2 separate regions of the Homo sapiens genome follow, and region 1 is linked to region 2. Evidence: chromatin contacts called from ENCODE Hi-C data. All regions are on one chromosome and are shown on one strand. Each heading gives the region's core, a stretch centred on a gene start or an enhancer-like site at or near the end of the contact. The rest is flanking DNA. Distances are from core to core; before and after follow the strand shown. Region 1 has its middle 45 kb from the start of LINC01416. Region 2 holds the start of LINC03092 (long intergenic non-protein coding RNA 3092).

The links. A loop is a pair of places that touch in the nucleus more often than their neighbours do. Pooled maps may share reads with other maps.
Region 1: a loop to region 2 is called in a map of dorsolateral prefrontal cortex, with 4 times the contacts of the local background. The contact joins the enhancer-like site here to the promoter of LINC03092 in region 2. A Hi-C loop is called at or near these places in 5 of 168 maps with a recorded cell type or tissue (dorsolateral prefrontal cortex, endothelial cell of umbilical vein, heart left ventricle and 2 more) and 3 of 50 pooled maps.

The regions. Positions count from the first base shown.
Region 1 is chr18:55,873,779-55,877,031 of GRCh38, reverse strand. No RefSeq gene overlaps it. Among named protein-coding and RNA genes, the nearest start is that of LINC01416, 45 kb to the left of the region's middle. Within about 2 kb of position 1,316, at least 2 of the 41 ENCODE cell types and tissues checked have a DNase peak (open chromatin) inside an H3K27ac peak, as active enhancers do; they include dorsolateral prefrontal cortex and heart right ventricle, where a contact is called at or near this core.
Region 2 is chr18:55,994,949-55,998,410 of GRCh38, reverse strand. It overlaps LINC03092 (long intergenic non-protein coding RNA 3092), which reads right to left and starts at 2,200. Exons shown (of 2, transcript XR_001753454.2): 1 at 1-2,200.

The DNA of each region.
Region 1 (3,253 bases), core at 67-2,566, 120 kb after region 2:
TGACATAACTGTTTGTCAAGTATTCACTTTCTTCTTGCACCTTCATGGAGGAATATAAGATTCTGCTACTTTGATGCTTGGCCATGTGACTCGATTTATCTAATGAGATGCTAGCAGACAAGAAATGAACAGATATTTGAAATACACTTGTGCAATTTGGCTTGTTCTTCTGCACTTCCACCATCACATGAAAGTGACATGCCCAAGCTGGCCCACAGGTGCCAGGAAAACAGAAAACACATGGAGCTGAGCTGGACTCACTTGCAGCTTGGTGCCAACATCTGTCGAGCCCAGCCTAAATCCACCAAGTCCCTGCAGTTTGACCAAATTCAGGTGCGTGAACAAGAGGAAATGATTGTTCTCTTAAGCTGCTAAGTTTTGGGGTGGTTCGTTAGGCAGTATTACTGGGGTAATAGCTAAGTGATGCAGAGAGGAAGAGAAAATGGAAAGCCAACAGGTCATTTTTAAAAAGAAGTAAATAAGCACAAGTAAATATTTTGATTGCTCAATATCACTCCGAAAATGGGAGAGCCAAATTCAAATCAAATTCCTCTGCCTCCACATGTTTTGGCTTTTCTAAGACATGGATTGGCTCTCTACAGTAGTAGCAATGTTGCAAGCAGTTTCACTATTTGTCTGTGGCACTGTAATTTCAGTGAGTAATTCTCTCACTCATATTATCACATGGATTGTTATTATTTACTCCATTATACTGGTTTTTATCAATGAGGAGATATAGTTATTAAATATGAGAAAAATGGCTAATAACTAACCACCATTTTAAAAACTTCTTTTGTGCCATAACACATCCACCACATTTATATAGAGCTGCTCTGTTCAATATGGCAGTAGTAATCAAATGTGACCATTTTAATTTAAATAAAATTAAAATTAAAATTCAGCTCCCCATTCACAGTAGCCACGTCTCAAGGATATAGCAGCTATATATTGCTAGTGGCTACCATATTGGACAGCACCAATATAGAATATTTCCATCATTACAGAAAGTTCTTTTGGACAGCACTGTTATAGAGAATATGCAAAAAGTAACACCCTCTTTTCAATTATGTCTAGTTGACTCATTTATAGAGCTTTGGGATACTTTCGACATGCTGTGCTTTACCGGGAATCCCTTGCTAAATAAATCTCTCTTGAATTAGGACATGGGGAGCCATACAATTCTGTCAGCAAAGCTGGCTGGTGACGTTAAAGAAAATGTGTAAAGGTAGTCCTGACCTCTGGCCCCCGATTCAGCTGGAGCTTACAGGATAAAAGAGCTTCTGTCTCCATCTGAAAGCATCTGGAGCATGCTCAGCAGTCATGCAGCTGTGCTTACCTCCAACTTGCTGCCAAGCTCAGAAGGGAACAAAATCAATTAAAGGGATAGATCACAGTGTTTACCAAGGAGGAAAACCCCCACATCTGGAACAGTGAGAAGAGTGGGCTGGTGATGAAAAAACACTGGGCATTGAGAAAATTACAAGTCTTGGTCCAGATCAGCCTCTATCTAGAGAAGTCATTTTCACTCTTTGAATTTTGTATTCCTGTCTGTAAGATAAGCTGAGCACATTTCCATACTGCCAAATGCCATCCGGCAGAATTTCCAGGCTTATCAAGCTATGATAATCCCCACCCTTCCCTTCAATGTCATCAGAGAGCTCTGTTCCATCTACAGGCTAACAGACAATGTTCAATTGCCCTTTGTAGAAATCTGACATTAGACATGTGCTAGAATGCCTCCTTCGGGAATAGTAAAAAATAAGTGAGCTTCTATGTAAAAGCACTTGGGGGTCTTGCATCTTGAGAAGGAGCTACCCATCTCACAATGCAGATTCTCAGCCTCAGAAAAAGGCTAAACATTTAAAGATTGAGTATTTAAAACATTATAGTTGCACTAGCAACTTTTTAAATGCTTGAAATACAAAAATGAATACATGCCTGGTGTGAGCAGTGTTTTACAATTTCTCTTCCAAATGAAAGAGACCCCCTGTTTCTTTTCATTTGGTGGCTTGGTTTATACTTTCATTTTTACAGTCCAGACAACCAGCAAAGTAAAATTCAAGCCTACTTTTGTTCTTTACAAAAGGAGCTTGTTTTAAAATAAAAAGGTTAATAAAAAAATGAATAAAAGAGCTTCTTTGACCTTTTCTGAAAGGTAGATTATTACCATGGAGAATGAAGTAATCACTTATTCCATAAGTATTTTATTCCACCTGAGTTTCCAAACTTAAATAAAACTACCAGCACTAAAGGTCTTATTATACTTACCAATATAGAGACCATTCAATTCCAAACTGTCCTAAATTCTAAAAAAGAATTTAGAAGTTAAAAAAATCAAACTTATTCCCCCTCGTTACTCAAAATATTTTATTTAAGAAAACAATAACACAGATAAGTCACTAAAATCTACCTGATGATTCAAATCTGATGAGTCAATGCTTCATCAATTATAAGCACATGATTAACTGATAATTGTTGATTAGCATTTTCTGAAATTATTTATTTATTTATCCTAGGAATACAATTCTCATTAAGGTATATTATATACCCAAAAGGTGTGGTTGAATTCATCACAAGGCAATTAACTACTGTGTAGAAAGCAATATAAGAAGACACTACTAGCTCAAAGAGATATACATAAACATAATGATGTCATGGTTCCTGTTTTCTAGAAGTAGTGATTTGGTAGGGTTGAAAATACAAGCTACTCACCATAGGTCTAGGTACAGTGAAATAGAGGTATATACAAAAATCCAAATGAAATGCAATACATTCTGACCACTTGGATCACAGAAGACTTGGCAGAGAATGGAGCACTAAAGTCAAACCTAAAACAACAGGGGTCCCTAATCCCCGGGCCATGGACAGTACCTGTCTGTGGCCCGTTAGGAACCAGGCTGCATAGCAGGAGGTGAGTGGCGGGCAAGTGAGCATTACTGCCTGAGCTCTGCCTCCAGTCAGATCAGTGGTGACATTAGATTATCATAGAAGCATTATTGTGAACTGTGCATGTGAGGAATGTAGGTTGTGCACTCCTTATGACAGTCTAATGCCTAATGATCTGAGATGGAACAGTTTCATCCTGAAACCATCCCCACCCAGCAGGTCCATGGAAAAATTGTCTTTCATGAAACCAGTCCCTGATGCCAAAATGATTGGAGACCACTGCTTTAAAGGATAGGCGGAAAGTGAGGAAGAGTGTTCCAGTCTACAAGAAGGAAGTATAATTGCATTTTCATGGAGGTGAAGTTAG
Region 2 (3,462 bases), core at 951-3,450:
GTATTCACTCTGGGGCTATTCACAGTGTTAAAGAAGAGGCCCCTTTGTCTCTCCCTCCTGGCGTTAGGCATTAGCTATGTCGGCTCACCCTCTCCCACTGCCGGCTCCAGTGCCCGCGGCACTGGCTCACTGGGTACAGCCTGCATTAGCTCATGGTCTGTGGCAGAGCCACAGTTGCAGCTCATCTGATCGATTTGCTTCTGAGCACTAGAAAGCTCAACTAGCTCAGCAGCTCTTTATGACCTCTGGCACAGACAGCAAATTCCTTCCAGCTCAGCTCGTGGAGCTGGGCTCTGTACTGCCTTAAAACCAGCCCCGGCTCCTCAATTACCTTCTGCCCTTATTCATGCCCTGCCAATTCCTTTTTGCTGGAATCTGAATGAAGCCACTGCATATGCCAAGGCTGAGAATCGCTTGAGAGGACTTATGGGCCTTTTCCTTGAAGGAAAAGATGGCACTTGGAACTTGGCCGGTGGAAGCATCATTCAGATATGATTCATTACAGGTAAGAGAAAGAAGACAGGAATCTGCAGAAGAAATCTTCCCATAAGTCTGATATTTCTGGAAAAGGGGACAGAGTTGTCTGCTCTTTGTGACTTAGACTGGGCCAGTGCCGAAATCACAAGTCCACAGAGTATGCCTGAAGGAAGATGGTTCTCAATGCACCCACTGGGAAAATGCACTCATCCTCAAATGACTGAGGCCGTTGTTTCCTTGCCTTTTAAGATCTCATCCCAGGAGGGATTCTTCTCACTTTCTTTCAGTCCTGAACTCAGAGGATTGTGCTGCTTAGGGAAGCCACCTCATTAGGACAACTCATTTTCCCTTCTCTCTAGTAGAGGTTACTGCCACAAGCTGAACACAGTGAAAAATAAACTGTGAACTTGAAGAGGGAGGAGGGAAGGTGGAGGTGTTTATCTCAAGCTTAAGAGAAGTTCTGCAAAAGGCGTTTTTTAGTTTGCCCAGTTTCATTTCTTTAATCCCTGGTTTCTCTGTGGTTTTGCTGTATGCTTGCCCAGACACGTCACATGCACCAGCCTTATAACTAGAAAAGTCTCTGGCCTCACAAGAAGAGGGAGATCTCCCTGAAAATAATCTCCGAAGGGTTGGTCTGGAGCAGGAAATGAGAGTGAAAGGCACATCTGTAGGAGGGGTTCCGCTTGCTCACACTCGGAATGTGCTCGCCCTCTCCTCCTCTCTTTGATGACAGGAAGTGCACATACTCCAAGCTCCATTTCCTCAATGTCCCAGGTGAAATTATCCCCGGAGAGAGGGATAACCCTAACTATTAAAAAGATGTATGCTTGATTCAATGTTCCAAATAATATTCAGCACAAACGAATCTCTGGACACCTAAGCTGTAATAGACCATGAGATTTGGAAGAGGATGAGGAAGAGTACTATCCAAGGAACCGGCTATCATCACAAATTCTGCAGACTCAGACACCTCTCGACAGCATGTCTCCAACAACCCCGCCCCCCATTCAGAGCCACTCTTCCGGAAATCAACTCACAGTTCACCTCCTGTCTAAATTCTGGTGTAGAAATGGAAACCTCTTGTAAGATGTCATAGATATTTTGGCTGAATCATCAGCAGAAGTTCTTGTCCATCCCTTAGACTTAGGATGGCCTGGTTAGTATGGTTTGATGGGACAAAGCTTGAATACCATGACCAGAAGCATTTCTGTGTTCTCCTGTCTAAGGTGAGTAGGATCCCTAGTATGTTACCCCCTCAGTTTTACTCAAGTGATTTGAAATCCAAGTGGATGATGTGGGTGGCTTTATGGATGTAAAGCAGCTACAATTGAGAGACTCTCGAGAAAGGTGGGTGGTAGTTGTGGAAATTCAGTCCAACAGGTGATCTAGGGATAAGGGACTCAAAACTATGATATTGTCCCTGTCCTTGAGATATTAACTATTCAGTAGGTGGGGCAGACAAATAAACAAACAATTACAGTAGAGTGTGACGCACACATTGGTCCGAGCAAAGTAGATAAGCACTAAAATGAAGAGGAGGTTAATTCTTTCCTGAGATGACAGGGTCAGGGAAGACAGACCAGAGGAGGTGACTCTATGAAGCAGGAATAATTGTTACTCTCATTTGAAAGAGGTAAGTGCCAGAGCGGGTGGCTCACACCTGTAATCCCAGAACTTTGGGAGGCTGAGGCAGGAAGATCACTTGAGGCCAGGATTTCCAGACCAAACTGGGTAATATAGTGAGACCATATCACTACAAAAAATTTTATAAGTTTATCCAGGCATGGAAGCATGCACCTGTAGTCTTAGCTACTCAGGAGCTGAGGCAAGAGGATCTCTTGAGTCTGGGAAATCGAGTCTGCAGTGAGCTATAATCATGCAATTGCATTCCAGCCTGGGTGACAGAATGAGACCCTATCTCAAAAAAACAAAACAAACAACAACAGAAAAAAAACTGAGACAGAAACTGTGGCTCAGCAAGATTGAATAATTTCCCTAAGTAATGCAACTATTAATTGCATTGTGGCTTCCCCAGGTGTGGGACTGAGTGGTGGTAGGAGAGAAAATTAAGTCAGGTTTCTGAGGGGTGCAGGCTGGGGCTAGTCAAAAAAGGATCAAGTCAGCCTTTACATCCCGATGACAGCAGGAAGAAGCTTAAAATCCCAAAAAGGGCAGCTTGCATGCAAGCAGTGGGGATTGTTGCCTTTATGGCATGAATACATACAACAAATTTTGTTTAAAATTTCTTTACCAAGGTCTATAGGGGCTTTATTCTACTGTCAGTGGTAAATTTTTTAATATGATACAGTCAACATCCTGGAAATGTTAACTCGCATCATCATTATCATGATTGTAAGGGTATTGGATTATGTTCTAAGAAAGAAAACACTGATCATGCGAAGGGTCAGAGAGTAAAGGAAGGTACATACTACACTATGGACTCATGAGGAGAAAGCCATAAGTGGGAAAAGGTCCCAGTACCAGCTTAAACATTTTGCCTCTTTTAAGAGGTACAAATGGTCTAGAAGGGTAAGGAGTATCTTCCCAAAGTTCTTACTCCCATCTTAATGTCCACAAATGAGATATTTATCAAGCACCCAGGGCAGCCCTCAAGCAGCATGAACAAGAAAGTGACCTCTGGAGTCAGATGTCTCAGTTCAAATCCTGGCTCTGTCACTTAGCAACTGTGTAACTTGGGGAAACTTCCTAAGCAATCTGCACCTTCATTTTACAAAATGAAAATAAAAATAACAGTAGCTTACCTGATAAGGTAAGTATGAGTTAAAATGAATAACTTAATATGTTAAATTAAATATATGAGGCAACTATGCAGCCATTATTTTCATGGCTGAGTGAAAAAGCATGCAAGTGCTAAGAAATCATTATAATTAGGGTTATTCATATGTGTTAGACAACAAAACAAAACATAATCCCTACTCATAATCTAATAGGAGCAAAAGGCAGTTATGGAGATAAGTGCAATGG